Linked DNA regions of Homo sapiens: all the other regions are linked to region 1. The links are chromatin loops, found by intact Hi-C in ENCODE. Cell type or tissue: dorsolateral prefrontal cortex. All regions are shown on one strand. Links, peaks and the distances in the headings refer to the core of each region. The heading gives the core; the rest is flanking DNA. Region 1 holds the start of GRID2 (glutamate ionotropic receptor delta type subunit 2). Region 2 overlaps GRID2 (glutamate ionotropic receptor delta type subunit 2). Region 3 overlaps GRID2 (glutamate ionotropic receptor delta type subunit 2).

Region 1 (10,756 bases), core at 1-8,000:
GCTCTAAACTCCTGTTGTGTTTAGGGAGTAAAGAGTGTGGGACGACTGATGTATGAAGAAAATAGCAGTCAGCGTGGCTAATCTCAAAGACTTTGGAGCTTTCTAGCTACATAAATCAGAGCGACTTCTGAATAGCCTCATAAAACACAGTATCATTGCCATTCCACTCACGACTTTTTGGTTCTTCCTACAGCATGCAGATCATTAGGAAACTTCTAAGCAATCAAGTAATGTGGGTCTGATGAAATTACTCAATCAATGCATAGGCTCAAAGTAGAAGCATAATTCAAAATTGCATAGTTTTTATATGTCAAAAGACCTTTCTTTAATTGGGGCAAAGAAGATCACAATGGAAGTGATTCATTTTTAAATACTATATGGTTGTGTATCTGTGTGTGGATGTGTATTAAAAATATACGTAATGATTAAATATTTTTAAATATTTGAAACTCAAAGTAATCATAAAATTGTGCATTTTTGACTAAAATAAATACATTTTCATTTCAATCATTATGGTTTAACCATTATGTTTCATCACTGTAGTGAATCAATATGTTTAACAAAACATATTAGAGTTTAAAATGTGTAATTGACCTTATTAAACTACCGGCATGAGGTAAAAACTGAAGAGAAAGAGAGAAAGAAGGAGATGATTTTCATGTATATATAAGTTGGTTCAATACCAAAATAATTCAATATATAAAAAGCCTCTTAGAGCAGTGTCTTTTCATCTTTCCAGTTTGCCTGAACTACATATTGCAGCTACTTTCTGCTTGAACACATCACATGAGGCTGGGAAAACCTTTCATTTCTGCATATCTCCTTCCATCGCTAGAGGTGAAATATTCCCTTTCCCTCCAGTTTCATCACATTCATTCCTTCAGTCCTGAACTAATATATTTCCCCAGAAACATATTTCTCACATTAAATATTTAAATGAAGGCAACACCTCCTAAAGAAAATTAATTCTTTTCCTATTCAAACAAGTAAGGAAACTAATCCAATTCATGTTAACTGGTGCTTTACAATTTTAATATGGACATTCGGTTTTGAATTTACTATACTTTTGCTGAGAGTAGGGGTGGAGGCACTGAATTACACACATACTACCCGTCATCATTTTTTATTTTTTTAATTTAGGAGTTAATGTTTTTCGATATATTATAAAAGATAAAGTTTTTGAAACAATTTGCTAGCCTCATGACAATATTAGGTAGTCTATAAAACAGCTAATTATCTCATCTAATGTACTAATTATATTCAAGTCAAATTAATTGTCTCAGAAGTAACTATATCTGTTAGTAGGATATACACAGTTAATGTATACAACCAACTTTCTAAAGAAATCTGTAATTTGTACACAGTTAATTTTTAAATGTGATTATAGCCACTCTGACAGACAACAGTATACAAACTAAAAAATACAACAGTTTTGTTCTATTTTGAAACAGATGTCCAGACTGCATTGCAAAATAATATTTAACTAGTAAGGGATAGCAAAAGCTGTAGGTATTTGTAAATAATGTATTTATCATGCAGACCACAGAATAAGCGATTTAAAAAAAGCATTCTTCCACAGGCTTTCCCTCCTGAGAGATGAGGAGCCTACATCAGAAATCCCTAATCATACAATGAATATAAAGGTATTATGATTATATATCTGCATTCCTGCTCCAATCATTTACAACTAGATATAAATGTATGCCATTTCTCTAAAAGGAGCATAGTTCATTTCTGAACTCTATCAGAACATTGCTGAACCACTCAATGAGACCATAATTTCTTGCTGAAAAGTTCTGAATCTGTAGGCACTGTTAGCCCCCAGGCAAAACGGGATCCAGCAGGCAAGCTATTAGTGCTTGACTTACTTAATGCACAAACGCTAGGTTTTCTGAATCCTGACCTCATTACCCCTTGCACAGAGACAGACAGTTCTACTGATATAAATGATAGAGAATGGCAGACATGTTTACAAAGACAGCCTCTGAGACCAAGAGAGGGAGCCCCCTGGAGCGGAGGGGCTGGCCACTGTGGGCGCGCACGCTAGACAGAAATCCCTCGCTTGGGCGGGCACAATCGCCACCTGCAGCAGATTCCCCTACCAGGAGTATGTGTACGTGCGTGTGTGTATGTGTATGCGTGTTGTGCGGTGGAGAAGCAGGGGTACAGAAAGGGGAGAAGCTGTGACCCATCTGTCGCCTCAATTTGCAGAACACCAAGCCATGCGTACAGATAAAAGTCCTGTGCCCAGAAAAATTCCCCCAAAGGGACCTCTCTGCAGCCCAGCAAAGAAACCTTGCTGGCTCGGTAAGCGAATTTCCGAAAAAGAAATCGTCGCATTAACGCAGAAAAGGCTGCAAGAGCCTGTCTCCCGCTCAGCTCTCACGGATTAGCAAGTGAGTAGAGTTGGAGCCTGAAGCTGCGAGCGCTGTGCATGATAATGACGCGCAGCCCCCCGCCCGCCCCTGCTCGCCGCGGCCAGTCCCGGCCCGTCTGGTTGCCAATAGGTGGGGCCACCAGCATCTCGGAGCCCGCTCGGCAGTCCTTCTCAGAGTCGCGGCCCGCAGTAGTCCCGGCGCCTTCGCTGTCTGCCTTGCGCGGCTACTCGGAGTTGACTGCGAGGCGAGGCGAGGCGAGGCAAGGCGGATATCTGCTAAGCAGACCTCGGGAGCAGCCTGCGCGCATTCGCTTCCCCGCGTTTCCCAAGCGCCCCGGGGTCAGTTTCGCCGCCGCGCCAGGCCCCGGGAGCGTGTCCGAGGAGGCGAGGCACGCGACAATCAGTCCTTGGCGACACTGCCGCCAGCCCCTCCTGCCACCGTCTCAAAGACTACACGCAAGGATCATAAAGCCAAGAAGATGTGAGAAGAGAGGGTGGCTGGGGGCGCATCCGGCACCCCCGTCACCATCGCACTAAGCTGCGGCGAACTCAGCCGGCTCACGTTGCAAAACCACCTGTTCGATCCGAAGGGAGCTCCCCCTACCCCCCAGCCCAGTTCTTTTCATCTCACAGGTGACAGCTTCTCTGCTCCCCCAAAGATAAATTTTTAAATGGAGCAAATGTACATCCGGGAAAAAAAATATGGAAGATAAGAGTCAATTAAACTCCCTTTCCCCACACACTTAGAATCCCCCTGCAGTTCCCAGCACACACTCACACTCAGGTCAACTCGAGACCCCCACGCATCCAGCCACATTCCACGAATCACTGCAAAACAACAGCACAAGTCAGTCGAGGTTCGAGCATCCACATCCTTTCAGAAAACTGAGCAAGTGTGAGGGAAGGGTAGCGGGAAGGGGCAATGAACTGAAGCCACCTCCAACAAGACACACAGAGACCGGAGAGGGGGAAAGCGAAGGGGAAACATTTGAGAACTGAAACGGTAAAAGTAACCACGAGCTGCACCAACACTTTCTTACCGATGTGAATGATCGAATCCGCATTCGCCGAGTCCCAGGTTCGAGACCACCAGACGGACAAAACCAAGAGAAAGGGGAAAACTTCCATCTCCTCCTATGCCGATTCTCTTGGAGGATGGATTTTCTTCCAATTTTTTTTTTTTCAAACAGTCCAAAGAGTTTGAGGTCACGGTGGAGTTTAGCGCAGCTTTTTCTTTTTTTCTAAATTCCTATTGCCAGAGCAAAGCCTTTTATCGTCGCCGAGAAAGGCAGAAGGGAATGACAGAAAGAGCCCAGCCTGAGGAAACCTCCTTCGCAAAGCCGTGTCACTTGGAGGGGAATTTTGGCATCGCCAGAGTTGTTTGCAGTTTGGCTTTTGAAAAATATATCCAGCCTCTACTGCTCTTGGGCAGGGGGAGAGGCTGGGGCTCAGATCAGACCCATCGCTGCGCGGGGGCCGCGGGTCTCCGGTCCCAGCTCCGCTGCAACTTCCAACACCCCCCTCACGCCGGATGTGCCCCCTTCCCCGCACCCTCTCGGACCAAAAAAGACCCCCGCCCCCGCCCCTACAGCCCGCAGAGAATCACTGGTCTTCGCTGCCAGAATCTAAGTGGAAAGGAAAGATTAGGAGATTCCAAACGGAGCAGCCAGATTCCACCAGGGAGGGGGGAAAAAAGCCCTCTCCAAGAGGGGTAGAAAAAGTGAACTTCAAGGTAATGCAGATAGTAATGCAGAGAAAATTCCCTTTCTGCGTGAGGCGCGGAACGCAGCTTGGCGAGGCGGGCCCGGGGAGCCGGTTTGCTGGGGCGCGGTGGCGGGGGGGTTGCGCCGGGCGCGAGCAGCGGGGCCGGGCCAGAGGAGGGAAGCCGCCGCAGGCTGCAGGATGCTTTTGGAGCGTTTCGCCTGGCGGGATGCAGGAAGCAAGGAGCGAGCCTGGCAGCTTCAGCACCAGCCCCACGTTGCCTAGAAATGGATCACCTAGGAGAAGGAGCGAGCCTGCGAGAGAGCGGTGCTGTCAGGCGGAGAGAGGGGGAAACCAAGAGAGGAAGAGCTTCTCTCTAATAACCACCTCCTCCCCCTATCTGCAATACAAGGGAGAAACAAAATAGTGCTCTCATTTCCCATGGAATCTTCAACCGGGACTGAGAAAAAGGCAGGACTGTAAAAAGACATTGAAGCTTTTTTTTTCCTTTCTTTATTTTACGAGGTTAAATGCAACCTAAAAAAGCCACCCCACTTATTTAACCTTGCTATTCTCTAACAGGTATCAGACTTTTTCTAGTCTTTGCCTGGAATTAGTCACATTGGTTGAAAACAAATTAGGGACACCTGGTCACTTAGGGAAATACAGACCTAGAAAGCTTTTAATGAGATTTCAATTATAAAGTTATAAAAAGGAGAGAACGTGCTAATTACCTTTTATACAATGATTTTTTTTTTCTGTCTCCAGTGTATTTTTTAGGCAATCAGGATAGAGAAAGGTTCCTGAAATCCTTTCTATTGATAGAAATTCTTCTCTATCAGGATAGAAAAGATCTTGAAATTAAAATAAAAAAGCAGAATAATTAAATAAAACAGAAAAATTTTTCATAAACATTTGGTCAAAATATTTCATTGAGTAGCTTAATAACCTATGTAGATAAATTCCGAATGAGGAAGTTGGGTACTCTCTTCCATGGAAAAAGCTGAGGAAGTCCTGAATGACAGCCTCTCAGTCTCCAGTGAAAGGATTTTCTGCAAGCTTATTCCTTAAGATAAAATCCTGATCATTGTGACTTCTTTTCTTATAATGATTGACTTATGTCAATCTGGCCTCATTGCAAACTGAAGATTTGTTAACACAATCGAGTGACTAGTCGAGGTCAGGTATTAATGTCATAATATTGTCTCAGTTATAATTGGAATTCTTTAGGAATGTTGGATGTGTGGATGTCAAGCTCATTACACAACCTTTCAAAGCCTTACCTCCAAGTTTGGCAAACCTCTTTTCCTCCCGTTCCCTCACTTGAGCCCTTCTCTCTAGCCTTCTGAATTGGGTTACTATTTTTCCAGACACAGTTGTACATTCTCACTTCTGGCTGTTTTCATTCATCTTGTACACTTTTTCCTGAACATTCCAGAAAATGTTTTGCTGCCATATTTTTACTTATGTTAATATTTCTGCTTGGAAAGCACGTATTTGTCCTCCCAACCACTCTCCTTCACCATCTCAAGGGCTAGTTCAAATTCCTTTTGCCCATGAAGTAGTGTCCAGTCCTTTAATGTGGAATAAATCCATCTATCTTCTATGCTGTCGTAACACACCCTATTTTGTATTAGAGTTAGACAGAACTACTACTAAGTTAGATCATAAATGCCTTGAGAGTGAAAACCAAAGCTCATTCACATTTTATTCAACACAGCATTTTACAGAGAACCCCTTTGTTGACTTGAATTTCATCACTTCCTTCTGAATCTGGAACAAACCAGTGCTTCCAAGAAGCATTCACTGATTAATTACTCTCAATTTTGATCATTCTCTTATCTTTTGTTTCCATTAGTAGACATTGACTCAATATTGATTATATTAATGTTGGTGTTAATGTCATTTTACTTTATAAAGTGTTTTGATGCAATTCCATAGATTATACTTTGCTTATTCAGATAATGAATTGAAAGAAGAGATGCACTCCCCATAGCTTCCTTCAAATATTATTTACAGTGACATTCTAAAAATTGGTAAGTCATTATGTATTCTATCAAGAAAAATTATAACCATTTAACATGGAAAGAACACCATGATATCTTAGAATAAGATAACTAGGAAGAACTTCAGAGCATTAACTAGTCCAGTCCTGGCTAATGAGTATCTGTCCTGGAGAAAGTCAAATATTGTATAGTCATATTCATACTATTTCCCCTCTTGGAAATGTTTTAGTGTACTGTGAGCAAAGCATTTTCATTATTCCCAAATCCTCCAGTTTAGTAGTTTTCAAATGTAGATTCACTTTGAAATAATCTGAGAAGCTTTTTAAAATGGTCACTTAAGGCTAATTTAATCAGAATCTCTGGAGTTTGGGACACAGCCTGTAATATATTCTAAAAGCCTCTATACAGGGCTCTGCTATGCAGCCATAGTTCAGAATCACTGTTCTAATACTCAGACATTTAAATGAGTCTGGGTGACACATCAAAAAAAGCCCTTAAGGTATAATGACCACTCCTGCCAATCAGAAGAAACAGTAGAACAACAAGTTTTGGCTTTCCAAAAGTTACACAAGAAAGTTAGTATAAATTTAACATTGGCTGTTTGATTTTTCAAGAATAACAATCAGTCTTTTTACTGTTGAAATAATTTCTACATTCAATGATTCCTAATTAATAAATATATAATAAATATATATTAACTATATTTTCTACTACTTTAGAAAATTGTCTGTCATAATGTAATATGTAGTTAGCTGGATACAAATATTTATAATGTGTGAGTTAGATGTTAAATTCCAGAAGAAAAAATATGAATTCACTAGCTGTGCATATTAAATGTTTTAATGACAGCTATCTGTTGGTCTCATTAAGGCTGCTTAACTTTAATTCAAGCCTTATTATATGGAAATAAGTGATGTACCTGGCCCACTGTACTTAAATTCAAACCTTGTGAAATTCTGGCATGTATTGGCAGGAAAATACCCTCATTAACTAAAGTTTTATAACAAATGATTAACTATTTAAAATAAAATGTAAGTAAATCATGTTTGTTGAGTTTATTCTTCCAAGGTGGAGACTGTTACTTCATTCAGGCATCGATCATGATTTGAACATCAATTATTTGAAGAAATGATAGATTATCTGAACTACCCCAAGATTTAAACTAATATGCCTATTTTTCTTTGAAAAGCAGAATTTTTGAGAAAAACTGATTTGCATTGGAGGGGAAACTACAAATGCTGACTGCTTCAATCATGCACAATTGTGGAAAGAAAGCAAGGTAATAGAATAGAAATTCTTGGAACATATAATTATTTCATTTTCACTGTTAAAACTGCTAAGAATACCAATGCTTAAATTTTAAAAATCAGCTGCTCATTGTTATAACAGCAGTAAATCAACTTACATTGGTCAATTTTAACGAACTGTTCAATTATATTTTAATGACTCATGAGTTTTATTTTGTTTTAGTATAAAGATCTATGAATTTATGAGTCAACTTATTTGAAACTTAAAAGAGTTGGTTTTTAAAATAATATCATCAAAATGGGACACAATAAATTCTGATCATTATTTCTAATTATTTATGATTATATTATTCATATTACAAATATGGCTAGTCACACAAAAGATTCCAAGTACATTTCAACCTTAATATGAGCATGAAAGGAAAACTGTTAAAAGGCAAAGACTGATCATCTATAGATGCAAGTAGTTGTGATAAATGGCTGTAAAATTGTAATTGGGATATTTATTTGCAGATGTGAAAAACATAAATTCCCTTTGGTTGAGGGACTGAAAGAGTAACTTTTGTACTCAGCACATCAAAGAAGTTCAGAGCTCATTGAGGCTTCAGGGGCTTTCTCATTCAGTGTCTTGGTTTTCTAGACAATGATGGGAAAATTGAGTTCCAGAAGTTGTACTAATATTTGTTGGAAGGCTTAAACTTAGAAAGCACATGTTTTGACTTTTAAATAAGCTTTGAAAAAATACTTAAATTACATATTCCTGTATAACATATTTACGCTGGCCTTATCTTGACCTCATTTTTTTCAGGTCAACTTCACACTGACTTACCACTTACCGCTCTGTCAAACTATTTTGTCTGTGACACTAGTGAAAATCTTATCCTCAGTAATAGCTTATATCTCTCCCTTCCCTTCCTTCGCCTTCCCTCCCCTCCCCTCCCTTCCTTCCTTCTTTCCTTCCTTCCTTCCTCTCTTCATCTCTCCCTTTCTTCTTCCCTTCCCTTCCTTTCCTTTTCCTTCCCTCTTCCCTCCCTTCTAAAATAAACTCATAATCTCTTTCTTCTTTTCAAAGCTTTCTGTAAATCTATGAAACTGTAAATCTATATGCCCTATCAGACAATGCCATATTATCTTCTAACTCAATTAGATATAAATTCTAATATAATTTTGCAATTTAAATGATTAATAAATATGAATGCTTTACCAAACTTATCTGTTTTTAAGGTTGATTCAAGTGAAAAACTTCTAGTTTTAAAGTTTTCTTACTGTCTATACATTGGCAATGATACTGAACTTTTAGAAACAGGGATTCATTAATAGTCCTTTTAGTTACCTTATCTTTTCTGTCCAAATGTTGATGTGGCATTTCAAGAGAAATGTTGATAAGCATCAAACAACTGATTGATGGAGAACAAATGATGACTTTAACCCAAAAGGGGCACATTATTGAGATTGGCCCCTCAATACATTATATCCTGTCCCCACAAGATGGCAGCCATGCTTGATGTAGATTTAATCAGCTTACTTTTTGAATGTCTCTACTTTTAACAGTTTACAAGGATATTATTAACTCATACTAATCAAATAGCTATAATGAAGCAAACTTTATATTTTAAGGTTTTTTTTGTTAACTTGAATTTCTGAAGTTTTATTTCTTCTGGTTCTCCTAAACCTTTCACATAGAAGTAATAGGTTTCTATTAGAAGGCTCCAATAAATATCTGTTTTATTCATATTTTCTCTAGTTTGATCACTTGCTTAGGAATTAAAGACCAATAGAACGATCTTTAATAATATGCCACTCACTCCTGAGTTAAAGGATGGTTAGAAAACTGAGACATTATTTTGTGATTCAAATTTCTGGTATAAATATTAAAGTTTCAAAAATGAGTTAATATAACTATTTGCTTTTTAAAGAATACATATCTTATATATCTTGAAATAAGAAATTACACTTTGCCATGGGAAAGAAATTTTCTGTCAATTATTTCACTGATCTTTTTCATGTGGCATATTAGTTGAGGCAAATGTCTGAGTATATCAAAAGCCAAAAACAATTGTATTATGTCAACTATAGTGTACATTAGCATTTTAAATCCTAAAAAAATCAAATTTTATTTTCTCATAATTAACTTTTATTTACAACATTTTTTGTAACATACTTGTCTAGACACATAAGTGGCTCCGTATAGAGTATACTTATGGAATATGCCACAGATAAACTGTACATTTTGGTATAAAATATATTGTATTTTATAGTAGCACAAGTCATGAAGAAAGTGTAAATAGAGAAACAAAAGCTTGATTTATATACATATGTATAATATATATATATTGACTTTGAAGATTTTAAAGGAGTCATAGAAAACATTTCATTTCTTAGTGGATAGCTACATAATTTATTTAGAATTAAATACAATAGATTCCTTATTCCTCATTGGTTCTGCAAATTGGTGGTGAATTTAAGCATTTAACAGATTATGAATAGATGAATGAATTAAGGAGTGAAGAAAAGGATAAAATAAAAATTTTTAAATATTGTGGAATATTACCCATGCGGCATAATACAAAATCATCTTAATTCCAAAATAAACAGATAACTGAGGTATCAAAGTTTTCTGTTCATAAGATTATTTTGCCTATTTATCAGTCCCATAGTTTACAACACAAATAGTGGTTATTCATTTGGTCTAGAACAGATGGAAGATATTTTCAAAGGGTTCTTTGGAATATGTCAATAAAAATTATCTCAGCAATAGAAGCCAAAATATGAATCTCTGCCCAAATTTAACTTGAACTATTTGTAGTATGGTTTATGTGACTAAAGAGAATGCTGAGTTGGGGGTGGTTGGACACTAAATTTAGGGTTAGATTTCACAGAATTTACCTGAAGTTTGTTAATATAAAATTACACTATCAACATTTTGTTTGCTCTCCTTTTTCTAAACTTTGCTGCTTTTTCACATTTTTTATTTCATCAAGAGAGTTTAACTATAATTAGACACAACAAAATCAAAATTGTGAAAATAAGACAATATTTAAACATTTTTAAATGCCAGTGTGTTTAAAAAATATCTAAACTAGCATTTCCCACATTGAGCTCTATGGAATACTGTTCATGGGAAAAATAAAAAAAAATAAAGGAGGCTTCGTGGTCACATAAGATTGTAAAGTGCTAAATAGATATTTTCTTCTCTTACAGATCTGCAGTGCAAATTAATATATTAAAAGTCAAGAGAAGTCTACTAGGAAACAAATCATTAACCTGTATTAATCCTAGTATATCCCAAATGTTTTTAGCCCTCAATTTCCCTTTTTATAATACATACTGAACACTCTTTGTTACACTGTTGCAACGCATTTTCTAAATTCCAAAAGTAAAATTATTATTTTTGTTGTTGTTGTTGATTTCTCTTCTGTTTTTTG
Region 2 (8,000 bases), core at 1-8,000, 250 kb before region 1:
TCCTCACAGAATTGAGGAGCATCTGTGGTCCAATACGCAACATCACACCCCTGAAATTTGAAGATAACTCCATCCTCAACATGGCTTGGAAGCCAAATTTGAAAAGACAGGAAATGTGAAAAGCTGTCTTTACTTCTGACAAACCACAGACGAGAAGTTAAAAAGCCTCGAGAACATGCCAAAATGCAATTAAGTAAATTTCATCCCAATATTTTAGGAAGTTTTTCTCTATTTTTCTTCATTGCCAGACCCCTAGAAGATATGATGTATGCCAGCTGCCTTCATTTTTCTCACCATCTCTTCCTTCCATTTCTTTTGCAATCTGTTATCATCCTGAACACTACTGAGATGGATTTTCACTATCCTTAATGAAATTGAAGTTAAGCTTCTTTTTCTCCTACATATTACTTGAAATATCTGTAGCTTTGACTCTTAAATTACTTCTTTCATCCTGGTATGTTCTTCTCCCTTCACAGTTTCATATGATCTAAATCATTCTCCTATAACCCTACATACATTTAGTGCAACTTTACTTCAACACAAATGCTAACTGCGGATAACTCTCATGGGTTAATATGGCCTTTTATATTCACTCAGTGAGGGAAACTGCCTTCCATACCCTACAGATATTAAATATATTCACACTCCTCGACTTGGCATTCAAGAACCTCTTTTATTTAATATTTTATGGTACTTCTGCCTGCAAACTCATGCAACTCTCACGACTGGATCCCACCCTGAAAATCATCCTTCTCTTTTTGAAAAATATTCCCTGCATTTTAATCAGTTAATTTTATTAAACAACTGTAATACATTCTAACCTTATGCAAAATATCTTATTATAGTTGCCTTTACTGACGAGCAATAAACACAATTACCATAACTTGATTGGTTCAAAGCTAAGGACAAAAGGTGAGAAAATTGAGGGCCAACCAGTAAAAAATAATGTCTGACATGACACAAATACATAACGATAGAGCTAGAAGTTGGATTACATGTAATACCAATACTCCTGATTGGGATTCTATTCAGAGATTGAGAAAAATATTTATACAGATCATTTATCTGAGAAGTTACTGCTAGAATAACTACTTTCATAATAATCTCTTTTTGGAAACTTGTCTACTATAATAAAATATTTCCCATAAGGTGAAATGAAAAATGTCCAATGGATAGATTTTTTTCTACCAAAAATTACATTAGCTGTAAACAGCTTGACATTACCCAGGAGTCATGATGACAGGCAAATTACTCGATTAAGTTGTTAACAATGCATTTACTGATATGTTTTCATGTCACTGACATAAACTTTCTGAAATGAGAACTTATCAAATTGTTTTTACATTTTGTCTATAAATTTGAAAAAAATGGTCTTCAGCAAGCTTTATACTCGGAACAGAACCTTGTACATTTCAAAGTGCTTGAGAAAATATGAAAGTCAGATTTCATGTGATAATTATTACTTTATAACAGATTCTTTGTTATTTTCTAAATCATATTACTCGATTTCTCTGTTTCTTTCTTATAGACGGCATCACTATAGGTTTACTGCCGCTCATAAATGAACACAGCATGTGTATACGTATATAAAGTTATGTTAACACCATGACATCTTTCTAATTGCCCCTTTGCAATCTCAGCTATTTCCATTCTAGGAACAACAGCCCTTCTGTATTATCAGTACCTTGCTTTTCTGCTCCCTTTAGTCTCTCAATATATACATACCTATGTGATTTTCATGTTTTTCATGTTTAACATAATGTTGTTGAATATGTTGCTGAAATATATTTGGCCAAATCCTTCAAGATATCCTGATACTATGATTCTGAGATAAATAAAAATGTTAATGATAGGCTGGGCACGGTGGCTCACGCCTGTAATCCCAGCACTTTGGGAGGCCAAGGCAGGTGGATCATGAGGTCAGGAGATCAAGACCACTCTGGCTAACGTGGCAAAAGCCCGTCTCTACTAAAAATACAGAAAATTAGTTAGGCATGGTAGCACATGCCTGTAGTCCCAGCTACTTGGGAGGCTGAGGCAGGAGAATTGCTTGAACCCAGATGCAGAAGTTGCAGTGAGCCGAGATTGCACCACTGCACTCCAGCCTGGGCGACAGAGAGAGACTGTCTAAAAATAAAAAAAAAGAAAAGTTAATGATAAGGATTTGGGAAGTTGGGGAGGTATGTCATTAATAATAGATGTAAGTGGTCAATATAATTTATGCAATTAAAAAATAAGTGAGATGCATCAAAATATTTTATGTAAAATATATACATTATAAAAATACCTATAAATCAAATTTCTATGTTACTGAGAATTACGAAGGTATACAAATGCAGGAGGAGTCATAAATGACATTCTCCTAAAGAAACAAGGTAGAGACTTACCCAAATCAACAAGCTTTTGCTCATGGTATATTCTGTTCAACACATTAAACCATCATTCTTCAGCTTTTATATGAATTATCCTTTCCTATGCTATCAAAGACAGATTATACCACCAAAAAAATTCAAAACACATTATAAAAATTTCATATAAAGAATTATATGATGTGTTGTGTTTTACACAGATTACCCAATGCAGGTGCATTCTGGGAACAAAGTTAGGTCCGTCTTAGATATTAAGCTATAATTGGTAATCACCCTATTCTAAGTTCCATAAAGGGAAAGAATTTCGAAGGAGAAAAATTATGGCCTCTTAGCCTTGCTCCCCACCCACCAAAAAGAAGAATGACTCATCCTATAGGTGATATCAAAGAAATAAGCAAGTAGGTATGTTGCAGCCTGCCTCTTGCTTGCCCCCATTTCATTGTTTCACTTATGTGAGCAAATCTGCTCACCAAAACACACATTCTGATCTACCTTTGGCAAAATCATTGGAGCAACCAAAGGTGACTGAGAGAGAAGACTGGAATTGTTCAGCTATGCCTGAGATGGGTCAGTTCAGTCTATATAATTCCAAAGGGAAGAATTAAGAGACTTGCTTTGCTTGTTATTCTAAGTCCCCAAGTCATCCAATCCAACTTTTATTAGTTATAATGTTGAACTTTGCCTTCCCTTCGTCTGGACATTCTTTGTTGCTCCCCAAAACTTCAACTCCCTATTTGCTAAGACATAACCCTTCATCTTTTCCTTTAGATTCTTAAGAGTCATCTACTGTAGCTGAGCTTTTAAAATCTGCTTCATTCGATCTTAAGAGAACGTCTTCCTCTGGAAACTCCTATATTCTCCATTAGTTTCCATCTCTTCTCTTCAGCCATCATGGATTTTACTAATTCATCATTTGAATAGCTCTGTCTTACAGCTACTTCACACCATTTTGCAGTGCAACATCTGCTTTCTCTACCTCCTCTCCAACCGTTCCTTCTGTAACCCATTGTACTTCCCACAAGTTTTCTGAAACTACTCTATCAAATGTCACAAAGTATCTGCTTATTATTAAATTAAGATAGTTTCTCTTCAGTATTCATTTTTGGCTGTTGTGCTAATTTTAATGTTCACAAAGTTTCTATTCTTTCCTTCACAGTTTTCTGGGATATTACTACTTTTTTTTTTTTTCATTTTTGCTTTGCCCATTCTGCATTCTAGTATCAGTATGGTTTTAAGCTCTGACTTTGGTCTTTTAACATTTAATCAGAAACTTAGTTTTTCCTCATACCGAAGTACTGCTAACTCTGAATACATGCACTACCCTTTCATCTAAATTCCAATTTTGAATTTTCTTTCATCTTGAATGTATCAGTCACCTCAAAATCAACCTGATCAAAACTGAAATTGTCACTGTTCCTCTAATACTGCCCACCCCTTAGTGTTCTTATTACTATTTTGCCTTTATCTTAGGTTTTACATCATAACTGACTTTCCTCAGCTCTTTTTTTCTCTATTCCTTTCTACTGGAGAGAGAGAAACCTTATCTCTCTTACTTAAAATGCATTACTCATAAATATGAAGTCTTCTCCATTCCTAGCAGCATCTTTCCAGTAGAGGCCCTTCTCACTTCATGCATAGACTACTGCAGCAATCCTCAGCTTCCTCTCCAACCAATGCAACATGTTTATAATTGTCTGATGTTATTAACGATGGTATTATTTGTGTTTGTACTATTGTTTATGATTTATACATTTCTTCTTCATGCAGTATAAGTCCATTAATTTATCTCCAACATCTTCACTAATGCTTGTACATTGAATGCACTTAATAAATGTTTGTTGCATGAATAGATGCATAAATGAATGATTAGCTAAAACAAATGTAATCCTCCCAGGCACTGACACATAGAATTTATCTATCTCTGAGATAAGGCAGATATTATTAGTTGCATTTTATAGATGATAAAGTTAGTTTTAGACAAGTTAAATGTCAATGCTACAGGCAACTAAGGGACACAATCTGGGATCGATTGTATAATGTGTGACAATGTTTTATACATTTGCACATAATACTTCTCACACTAAGTTTCAATTCTTAAAATAACATTTCATTGTGTTAGTCCTGTGACATAAGAAATGCGTGTACACACACACACACACACACACACACACACACACAGGTGTAGATGTATATATTTCCCTTCAAAGAAATACTGATTTAGATTTCCAGTCTACTATTTGTTGGAATGACACAGCTAATCACTTAGCCTCTGTGGATGTCATCATTTATAAAATAAAATGATACTATCTATCCTTTCAAGTTCACAGGGGAAAGATCTGCCATATGGAAGTTTAAAATGTAAAGCAATATGCACACTATCTTGTGAGACCTTACTTTTAGTGATCCCCATTTAACAAATTTAATGAAAAAGAAACAATTAACCAGAATCAGAAAACTGGTTTTTAATTGTTTATGGAGAAACAATTTATGACTGATTTTTCAATGAAGTTCTAAAATTTGAGACTAGTCTTTGCAATGTAACTGCTTAACATTAAACTGCAAGTGTTCTTACACTTTTTATATCAATCAGATGCATTCCTTTCCACATTAATATTATCTTAAAATGAATTTAGTTCAAGTATTACATTTTTGATTTTCAGACTTTGCAATTTATACAGTTCTTTTTATTTCCTCATAGTTATGACCCATCATGTTTTCGTTTTGTTTTTAGGTTCTTCTCCGTGCTGTAAAGTACCCTGAAACTGTGAAGGTGCCCTCAATTAGAGAGGCTGAGAAAACAAGGATCCCAGAGCAAGCTCTTCAAGCCTCAGACAGAGAGCCTGCCAAACCAGTCTGAATATTTTTAGAGTAAACAATCATTAATAAATATGAGCTACATTTATACTCACAGGAATCCAGATTATACTCATACTTTTTTAAAAAATGGGTTGCCTCTAAGTGTATTCAATTCACCCATGAAGAAATTTTGTTAACATTTAATGGTAGGTGTCTAATGAACATCTGTGGAATATGGAATTAAAAGAATAAGTTGATGGTTCTTAACATACTATTATAAACTAAATATGTATTACAACATTTTCCTTTTGTAGATGGAAATTATTCTATACTTCACAGATGTTGCTTATATAGTTAATAAATACTCTACAAACAAAAAATATAATCTATGTGTTCATATTTACTGTTGCCTAAAAGTTGTCAAAATTTAAAAAACCATAAGTCTTCATTATAATCACAAAGTACTGGAACAAAGCATTTTGATATTCCATCCACTTCTATGCATGGTAAAATCAGTGGCTCTATATACTGTAAATGTATATATCAATGTCTTATTCTGGAAGTTCAGGTAAAACATAAAATATTTAATTATCTCACTGTAATACACAGTGGTTCCATTTGAAAATTATGCATCTCAAAATGTTGCATTTTATTTAATGAGTTCTTTTTAATGTTATGTGGGTTGTCTCTTTGAGTTTTACCCTACCAAAAAGCTAAAGAGCTATGGAATAGCATACCTCATTAAGAGAATAAAGAGTTACTAGATTACATTAGTATTTCTTCTCAAGTACATATAGTCATATAGATTATGCAGGGTATCAAGTGTCATGTTACATTTTAAACATGACCACTAGGATTTTAAGAAACATCACGGGCATCATCTTTTTTAAGCTACTACATATTTATTTATGAAATGACTTACCTGTAACCTAAACTGTGAATCTTAGCCCTTCAAAAATGGAAATCACAAAAATAATACCAAAAAATGCCTTAAAATTCTTGGGGATTTCTTTTCTTTTTCTGTAAAGGCCTCAGGCTAAGATTTAGATTTTTAAAACTTAAATAGCCCTCAGTCCCTTTGTCATTTAATAACATCAGTTTGACTCTGCATCACTTGGGAATCACAGAGTTCAGAGAATTTTCTAAGACTAAGAATTGTCAGATAGTTGGAGGTGTGTGTGATGTGTGTGAATGAGGACTCATCCAATGAGTGAAGAATGACAAAAATGAGATCACTTCCTAGAGAGAAGAAGACTAAATATGAATACAACATGGTGACATGGTGTGGTATATAGTCCCTGAGGGTAACCATATCTCAGATCACATTAATGGTATAATGTTCAATTTTACTGAGCCTCAGTTTCCTCATTTTCAGTAGGTACCGTATAAATTACATCCAACAAATATTTAAGTGTTATACATTCCTTCAAAGTGCAAAATCAATGTGGCATTTTCTCATTAAAGCTCATCTATTTGAGATTACTTGGTAAGTGTTCATTTTTTTTTTTTTTTTTGCGGAAGACCTAAAAATCTTTAGCTCCTATCATCATCTATCATTAGTTCTTTCTTACATTCCCCAAATAAGAGTAACATGTTTTGGATACATGTACCAACCAAATCTCATTTTCAATTGTAATCCCCAATGTTAGAGATGGGTCCTGGTGGGAGGTGATTTGGCCATGGGGGCAGATTTCTCCCTTTGGTACTGTTCCTGTGATAGAGTTCTTATGAAATCTGGGTGTTTAAAAGTGTGTGGTACCTTGCCCTTTCTTTACTTCCTCCTTCTCTGGCGATGTGTAGTGCGGGCTTCCCATTCACCTTCCACCACGAATGAAAGTTTCCTAAGGTGTCCCCAGAATATGACCAGATGCTGCCATGCTTCCTTTACAGCCTGTGAAATCATGAGCTGATTAAACTTCTTTTCTTTAGAAATTACACAGTATCAGCCAGGCGTCGTGGCCACTCCTGTAATCCCAGCACTTTGGGAAGTTGAGGTGGGCTGACCACCTGAGGTCAGGAGTTCGAGACCAGCCTGGCCAACATGGTGAAAACCCATCTCTACTAAAAACACAAAAATTAGCCAGGAGAGTGCCTGTAATCCCAGTTATTTGGGAGGCTAAGGCAGGAGAATCACTTGAACCCGGCAGGCGGAGGTTGCAGTGAGCCAAAATCGCTCCACAGAACTCCAGTCTGGGTGACAGAACAAGACTCTGTCTCAAAAAAAAAAAAAAAAAATTACACAGTCTCAGAAATGTCTTCATAGCAGTTTGAGAATGGACTAATACAATGAGCTTCCTGGATTACCAAACTGGGTTAAATAAAAGGGCATTGAATGAATACCTGCTACATGGCAAGTGCAGTGCTGAGCACAAGCAGACTAGAAGTGTAAACATAAGGAAGACATACACCTTGTCCTCAGCGAGTAGTGCACCTAACTCAACATATTACATCTTTAATTGAGAAGTCTTGATTTTGTCATTTCCATATTTTTCTACTTCTATATACTTCTTAGTGACCATGTTAAACTTCAGAGTATTATATTATTCCAAATTGTCCTTCTGTCCTCAGTACCATTCTAGATGTATACATTTTATCATTATTGTTGCCTACTCTTTTGTCTGGAATTCAGAAGAATTCAGGTCTTGTAAGTTCTTTTTCTACTTAATTATTTTTTCTGTTTGTTTTATTTACTTCTTCCATTTCACAGTAGTAGACTAATCCTGTTGGAATCTACTTCTTAAAGTTCATTTCCTTCAACTATGTTGCCAATATTCTCCTTTCTTTTTGTAGAACCTAGAATTATTTCAACATGCAGTTGCTTCCATTGAGGTTTCC
Region 3 (8,000 bases), core at 1-8,000, 84 kb before region 1:
ATGCTTCTCAAGGGGTGCACACTGAATTATGTAGAATTAAAGGGTTATCATGTGTCAAATTTACTTTTCAAAGGATCAGGGCAATATAAATCATTTTTTAAAAGCAAACGTTTTAAAAAGATGATATAGGCTCAGGCTAGATAATTGAAGTGCATCCTAGGTCAATCAATGTAAATCTTCTGATTCCTATTGGAAGCTGTCAGTGGTATGTTTTCATAAAACATAATAAAGTTTTGGAGAAAATACTGTGGATTTTTTCAAAAACAGAAGGAAGACAAAGACACCATCAGAGATCTGTCACGTCCTAAGGGAGGGTCATTTTTTAAAATACCTTTCCAGAATTGATTTTAGCAGCAGACACCAGTGTGGGAGTCTTTTCACAAAAGCAAAGAAAACACTGTAATGGGAGAGAGTGAGCTAGTCTTGTATAGCAAAACTGCCTGTGGCTACTCAACTTGCTATTATGTTTCAATCCTTCAAGAGAAGGAAGGGAAAGCTCAGAAGAGGGGTTGGACCTAAAAAGATCAAGTTAGTGAGAAGATCAAAATGAGTAGAGAGTGACATTATATTCCTTGAGGATGACATTTTTACCTATACGTGTAATCCACACAGTGGTCTATTTATTCCATATTTTAACATTTTATTTATCTATTCTGGACAATAGAGGAACTATGCATTTTTGTTTTGTTTTGCAAAGACCCTGGGAGTGCTTCTAAATGTTGAATGGTTTTTTTTACAATCTCAATATTTATCATTTTCATGATATACAGTATGAATGGTAAGTAGCTATAATAAGAGCAATGCCATAATTTTCTACTAATACTGTTAATATTATTTAATATTTATATTCACACTAAGCACAAGGTAACAGTAAGTACTTTACATATATTATGACTTTTAATCCTCAAAATAATGTCAGGAGGAAGGTGCTGAAAGTAACCATGAAGTCGTATCAATTGTTCAAGATCAGACAGCTTGCAAGTAAAGAGCCTTGGAAGTTTAACTACAGAGCTCATACCTCCTTGAAACAGTCTGATGACAATTTGTAACATCATTATGACTAAAAACTTCCAAAGTGTACTCACATATAGAGATTGATAGATTAATCAATCATTCTGGGCCACTTTCTAAAATGACTTTTTGAGAATTCAGCGCTCCTTTGGCTTTCAAATATGTACAATTTTATGAATTCGCAAATTATATGAATACTTCTTTGGCTATTAGTAAGGAAAATACTGTTTGTCAGTAAGGAAACTATTTGCTAGAACCAAGTTGAATCCAATAATCTCTGGTTTGATTTCATTTATTCAGCAAATATTTATTAGGCACCTATTTTATCCTGGGTACCAGGCTTGGTGCCAAAAATGCCATGATTAAGCAGACATAAATCCTTGACATCATGGAACTTTTATCTTAGTGAGAAAAACAGAAAATATATACGATAAAATTGTATATTATACCATAAGATAATAAGAGCTAGGAATAAAAGGTAAAGCAGCAAAATATGAAGTGTTTTTCTTATGTTGAGTAAAACCTGAAACTCTTCAGATTCCTCTCATCGATCCTGGAATTTCTCTCTGGAGCAAAGTGGAGGGGAAAGTATCTAATTTTTATTTAAAACGATAGCCTTTCAATTATATTAAATCATTATCATATCCTACCAGAAAACTTTCCTACTCAAAATAAATAGATTCAAACTTATTTAAATGCACATAATGTGAAATTATTTTGTTTGTTCTTCCCTGGACTTGATCCATTCTATTAACCTCCCTCCGCAGTCAGGGCCAGAACTAAACACAGCCTTTAGATGTGGTTGGACCAAGGGAGAGCCACCCTTTTCACTCTTCTTAAATTCTATATTTCTATATTTTATTACTAACAATGCAAATTCTAATTGATAAATTTGGGAATAAAAGTTAGATCTGACACTTATTTGCTGAATGATCTTGGGGCGGTTATTCTTTCAATTAATTTTATTTGTCATTATACTATTTATAGTCATTTCTATTCACTGGTTTGTTGTTGAAGGTAAATGAAGTGAGTACATGAAGGTAACTAGCCCCAGGTGTGCATATAGTATGCACTTAATTAATGTTTGTTTCTATCTGTCTTCCGTGTTAAATTCAGAATCTAGCTAAACAGTCATGCTGTAGTCAAATCAAATTTATCCCCATCTGTAATTGTGCTCTTTGTTTAATTGATGCTAGATTTTTTTAAAAGAGGACTTAAAATTGGCTCTGTTAAACATGATTTGCTAACCTCTACCTAATTCTTAAAATTTCTCCATTTCCCAGAATTTCTATTTTGTAATTCAACATATTCAACATATTTAATATTTCTTCCAGTTTCATAGCACCTGCAATTTTGAAAAGATTGAGTCCAGTGTTCTTACCCACATTAATAATGAACCTTTAGAATAATATAGGGGCAAGAATGAAACTATATGACAAATCACTAGATATCTCCTTACAGTTAATACAAATCCATAACACAGGGTTATCTGAGTACAAACTTTTAACCAATAATAAGCCTACCCAGTTCCATATCATCAGTGAATATTTTTCCATCTGGCCAACAGGAACACTAAAAGAGACCTTTGTAAATGCCTTATTGAAATTCAGATACATTAACTCGGTTTCTGTTCTCTTAGATGGAAGGAAATTCCAGTGATAAAGATTGTAGCACCTACTTAGAAAACAATCATGACATTCATAGTAAACTACTAAAATGGAAGTAGACTCAATTAGATATTAAAATGGGTCCTTTTAACTGTGGAGCTGAACATAATAAAAGTTTTAATGGTTACTTCTTAGAGTATTATTTCCTTTCAGAAAAGGTGGTCACATGAATATTTAGTGAAGGGAATCAGATTCATGTCATATCAGAGTCACTGATTTTCTATCAGACAAGAGAAAATTATTTAAGGAAAATAGTTTTTGAAGTTGTAAATTTTCAAACCCCATACTGTCCCTTTCCACATCTCTGCTATGTATGAGGAATACAGTAGGATCAACTAAATTATCACTTTTAATAAACCATAATTTCAATATAATGATCTCAGATACTGGTGGCCATAAAGAGTACTGTGGAAGTTATTTTTACAGAAATATATCTTATTAAAGGCTTGGCTATGAGTTTCTTCCTAAAACACCAAACTTCCTAAACTATCAACATTATGTTATTAACTACTGTCCTATAGAAATTGTTATGTATGCAGATATGTTTGACAAACTTTGGGTTAACCAGTATTAAGGGCCGGTTTCCATTACTGTGATGCTACTTAAAGTGTATGTTGAAAGGCGTTGTAAACTCCCAAAGAGAATGCGGTATATAATATTTCCACATTTCATTGACCACAAAACCTTTTTTTAATTGCATAGCACTTGTTAACATTTCCCAATTGTATACTTACAGTAGTCATTGTGATTAGATAATATTATTTATCAACAAAAAAATTGTAACAGGGATTCAACTCTGATATTAGGACTGAGGGTCAAGTCTATTTCATATATATACACAAACACAATCATAGAAGGCAAGGATTCAGGAACTGATTAACTGGCGGTGTGAGAAATGAATGCTACGGAAGTAGGGAGTTCTCAATATTTAGTGTTCATTACTGGAGTACCATAACCTGGAATTTCTTAGTAGGAACCAGTCTCGGAAAACAATGCAGAATTCCTGTGATAAAAGATGAGAGTCTTAGAGCCAGGGTGTTTAATGCTAAAGATAGCCGTTGTGGGGCATGATTATGTAGACTGTACTTTCAACCTTCCTCGGGGTGAGGAATTACATTAACCTTCAGAAGATCTAGTCATGGCAAGGTGTAGGAGGCAGTGGGAAGGTAAATGAGGTGGTAGCTCACCAGAGAGAGAGCCAGGGATACTATTGTAACCGTGGTATTGGGAATACTATTGTGACTTCAGGAAAATACTGCAACTGCATGCAAAATATTATGAGTATATAGCTGAGCCAGAGAATCCAAAGCTTTTTTCTGATTTTTAAAACAGCCAATGACCTAAAAAGGTTAAAACCCCTCCACCTACATAAGATTGTCTTTTTCTTTCTTCTGACAGCAATATCAACGACTGCCCTTGGCAGAATGATTTCGGAGAAAAATTGACCCCTTTTAGAGTTCTCTAGCAGAAGATGAGCAAACAACCTTTTTAAGCAGCAGGCAGTGCTGGTAGGAAATGTAAAATATTATGTCCAACAACGGTAACAAAAATTTTAGAAATCAAACAAAATGTTGGAAGATTTGTTGTCTTCTGTTATTCTATTATTGAGCATTTGTTTTACAGTAATAAATGTATCTCTGAAATCCAGCTAGACTTGGAAGGGAATAAGGAAAATATGGAACCCAAAGATCTTTGATTCTTTTTATGTTTGAACTTTAGCTAATTTGGCTGGCAATGGAAGAATGCTGAATTTTTGAATTAGGGAATGGAATTTTTATTTCTACCACAGACTTTAAAACAGATAACAAGAAATTTTAGGAAGGCCCCTTCTACATTGAGAAAGTCCTTTAAATAGGTAATCTATCATCTCCTTGTTCTAGTAATGGCTTCTGAATTATTATTAAGACATTCTCCACCAGAGGGAGCTTTCCAGAGCCACTTACACTTCCTTCCTCCCTTGTCTCCATCAAGTACATTCTTACTCATGTTCCTGCTCCTGGGTACAGTTACCACTGCACAGCATAGTCTCCCATCTATCCTGGTCAAATACTCTAGACAAATAGGAAAGGTCAAGGGAAGTCATCCTCAAGAAATATCCCTCTTTGTTGGTCATTAAGGAGCATATTGGAAAGCAAAATCAGGGCTTATAAAAATACACTTTGCAGAGTACCTCACATTCTCCACACAACTTGCTGGCTCTTATTTTATGCATAGATGCTGTTTGTTATTTTGGTTTTCAAAACATCTCTTAGACACAATAAAAAGTATGTGAAATAATTCAGTCATGTAAGGAAGAAGAAAAATATCAGAATTTACCACTGAAATTTTTCTAGATAACAACTCCAAATCTTTTTTTTTCTCTGCCTTTTCTGTGTTTCTAGAGTTAAGATGTTCTTAAAACCATGGGAAATTCCTTACTTTTTGAGTATATAAGGTTTTACATGAATTACATTAGTATAATTGAAATCAGGTGAAATCAACAGATAATTCTATTAACTGTTTAAACAGCTTCGGACCATCAATAGTGTGCTTTTAATTTGATATATTTGACCAAAAACGTCTTTTCTGTTAGGTTTTGTTCAGCACATTACATATGCAATCAAGAAACAGAGTAAACACAGATATGTATTATACATTGCACATTATCATCAGTACCAAATTAATGACTGATATATAGAATGTGAATCATTTTTTCTGTCAAATTTATAAACATGAGGCTATGTATCTCAAGTTAATCAGCTTTCTAATCCTCCATAGCATTGCCTGTTTTTCTTCTCTTGTCCCTAGAAAGTAAAAATATTTTGTATTAATTGCAAATTACTCAATAAATAAGTATCATGAAGCCAGAAGTTTGTTTTTAATCCATATTGTCTTATGAATAATTTTAATACATATCTTATTCAGAAGCAATACAGATGTCTTTATCAAATATTGCTAAATGAGAGTTTTAATTTCTAAAATTGCCTTAATTTAATCATAAATATATTCTGCTTTTTCATATTTTTTGATGTTACAACTTTATTTTCTCCATAAAAGATTTTTTATTTTTCCTGTTGACAATGCTGTAAGTACAATGCTACTTATTAAAATTAATTACTATTTATTTCCATAATATGTCTTTGTCATTACTGTGCTACTGCTGGAAATGGAGAATGTTGACAGCTTAATTTTTAACAGCCATACATTAGGACTTTAAAATTAATAGCACAGCCCTAGTTTTCCTTTAAGGAATCTACTGTAGGATATACATGGTACATACACTTTGATGATCAAATTAGCGATGCCCTCAGCATGAATAAACTGAGAGTGAATATACAGTATGCATTCCTGATAAAATCTAGCTCATAGGTCTGAAGGGAATAATGATAAAGTAGCAAAATAATAGATGTGTCTCCTAATTAGCTTTAAACTTTTTAAAAATAACAACAATAAGATGCAGGCATTACCATTCAGAATACAATGTTACTACATTGTAGAGTTTTAACTGGAGGGTGTCATTGAACAGAATATCATACAAAATACTGACAAATAAAAGTGAATTTTAATTGTCAAATCACAAAGCAATCCTTTCATTATCTGTGGTGAGGAGACGACATTTCACAAAGGGCATATTTTTTTTCCTATTGGAGGACTTATTTCAAGGGCAAATGAACTGTGTATTTCATATATATATATATATATATATATACACACACACACACACACACACACACGTATATTATATATATTTCTTCACAACAAAAGTTAAATATTTTTTCTATATTTAAATCCAAATAACTTAATTATTTCATAATTGAAAACAATACATGAAAAGTAGAACTACAAAGGTATATTACAAATGTACAAAAGTAGGACACAAATGTTTATGTATTCTAACCTATTTGTTTTTTAAACAAATGTATAGAAACCTAATAATTCATGAATTCTACTGTAAAATGCCTAAAATTTAAATTTAAAATAAATTATATTATTTGGTTTTGAAAATGCAGCTGAAAAACTCTGTAGCAAAGAGCTATTTTATGAATTCCATTCCTGTTCTAAAGATAGCACATCTTGACATGAGAGTTTTCATAGCGTTAACATGGTTGTAGGAAAAAAAAAATGGTTTGATTTCCTTACCTTAGACTATATAAGCATGAGTCAATTTTTAATAATTTTTTTAATAAATTCCAGTTGATACTCTGTGTTGCCACAATTAAAATATCTAATGCAAAATTGACTAAATTTTAAAATGTTTTTGAAAATAGCAAATAATACTAACAACAAAACACTGACAATTTGTAGAAACTCCTCAGCATCAATTCAGTCATATAGTCATGTCTAGAAATGAGCAAAATTTGGAATTATAGCTAAATTTTGAATTATATCTAAATTATATTATAATAAAGGATAGCTTGAATAGGTGCATCCTAACTGTTTATGAAAATAAATGAAATTATAAATATCAACATTTATAGCAGGAAACTTAACACATCTATTTTATAACACTAGATACTCTAAAATACATTTGACCTGGTGCAATTTTTCCAGCAGATATATTTTTATATTTTTAAAAGACAAATTATATGTGAATCACCTGACATTTCCCAGTACATAGGGAACCATCAGTAAATGTGACAAGCCCATTGTGTATATTGGTGATGCAATCTATCCTTTCTGATTCAGCTCCATAAACATTCTCCTTTTGACTGCTTCCAAGGCCATCCTGGAACACCTAGAATGCGTCGTGAATCTTTACGGACAATACCGTCTGAAAATTCAAGCGTTTTTCCATTGTTTCAGAGAATGAAAACTACCTAACACTTATTATCTTGAAGTATCTTCTTATTTATCAGAAGTTTTACTAATTCAGCAAGTAAAATATTTATATGGCTCCCAAACATCCATATGTCTCATATATATTATATATATATAATATATGTATATAATATGTCTATATATTATATATAATATATATTATATATAATATATAACATATATTATATATTATGTTATATATAATATAATATATTTTATATATTATATTATATATAATATATATTATATATTATATTATATATTATATTATATAATATTATATATAATATATATTTTTATTATATATAAATAATATATATATATATATATATATATATATATATATATATATATATATTCCTACACACACACAGGTACACTTCTTTCCTCTGTTAGTATATATGACATTATCCACAATGGCTGATTCACAGAATGTAGACACATACTTTTAAAACTGTACTCCACATAAAGCCCCACATAAAGGGCTCTTGTGGCTGAGGGAAAACTTCGACTACTTTGTTTGAA

The links. A loop is a pair of places that touch in the nucleus more often than their neighbours do. Peaks named below come from ENCODE experiments on the same cell type or tissue, not always from the same donor. Only the 100,000 strongest peaks of a DNase experiment are listed, where the experiment ranks them.
Region 2: it touches region 1 in a loop (4-fold over the local background); 3 of 110 quality-filtered maps call a loop at or near these places.
Region 3: it touches region 1 in a loop (8-fold over the local background); 9 of 110 quality-filtered maps call a loop at or near these places.

The regions. Positions count from the first base shown.
Region 1 is chr4:92,297,406-92,308,161 of GRCh38, reverse strand. It overlaps GRID2 (glutamate ionotropic receptor delta type subunit 2), which reads right to left and starts at 4,196. Exons shown (of 16, transcript NM_001510.4): 1 at 3,418-4,196. The coding sequence starts at 3,505. RefSeq lists a silencer at 2,370-2,664. In dorsolateral prefrontal cortex, for the core only: CTCF peaks have their summits at 4,246 (motif pointing right) and 4,451; DNase peaks (open chromatin) are centred at 2,101, 2,501, 3,421, 4,301 and 1 weaker place; H3K4me3 peaks cover 4,931 bases; H3K27ac peaks cover 5,367 bases; H3K27me3 peaks cover 1,101 bases.
Region 2 is chr4:92,547,802-92,555,801 of GRCh38, reverse strand. All of the region lies in intron 1 of GRID2 (glutamate ionotropic receptor delta type subunit 2), which reads right to left. Among named protein-coding and RNA genes, the nearest start is that of GRID2, 250 kb to the right of the region's middle. In dorsolateral prefrontal cortex, for the core only: a CTCF peak has its summit at 3,978; no DNase peak of the experiment used is centred there; H3K4me3 peaks cover 306 bases.
Region 3 is chr4:92,384,267-92,392,266 of GRCh38, reverse strand. The region is part of intron 1 of GRID2 (glutamate ionotropic receptor delta type subunit 2); the gene reads right to left. Among named protein-coding and RNA genes, the nearest start is that of GRID2, 84 kb to the right of the region's middle. In dorsolateral prefrontal cortex, for the core only: a CTCF peak has its summit at 4,611 (motif pointing right); no DNase peak of the experiment used is centred there.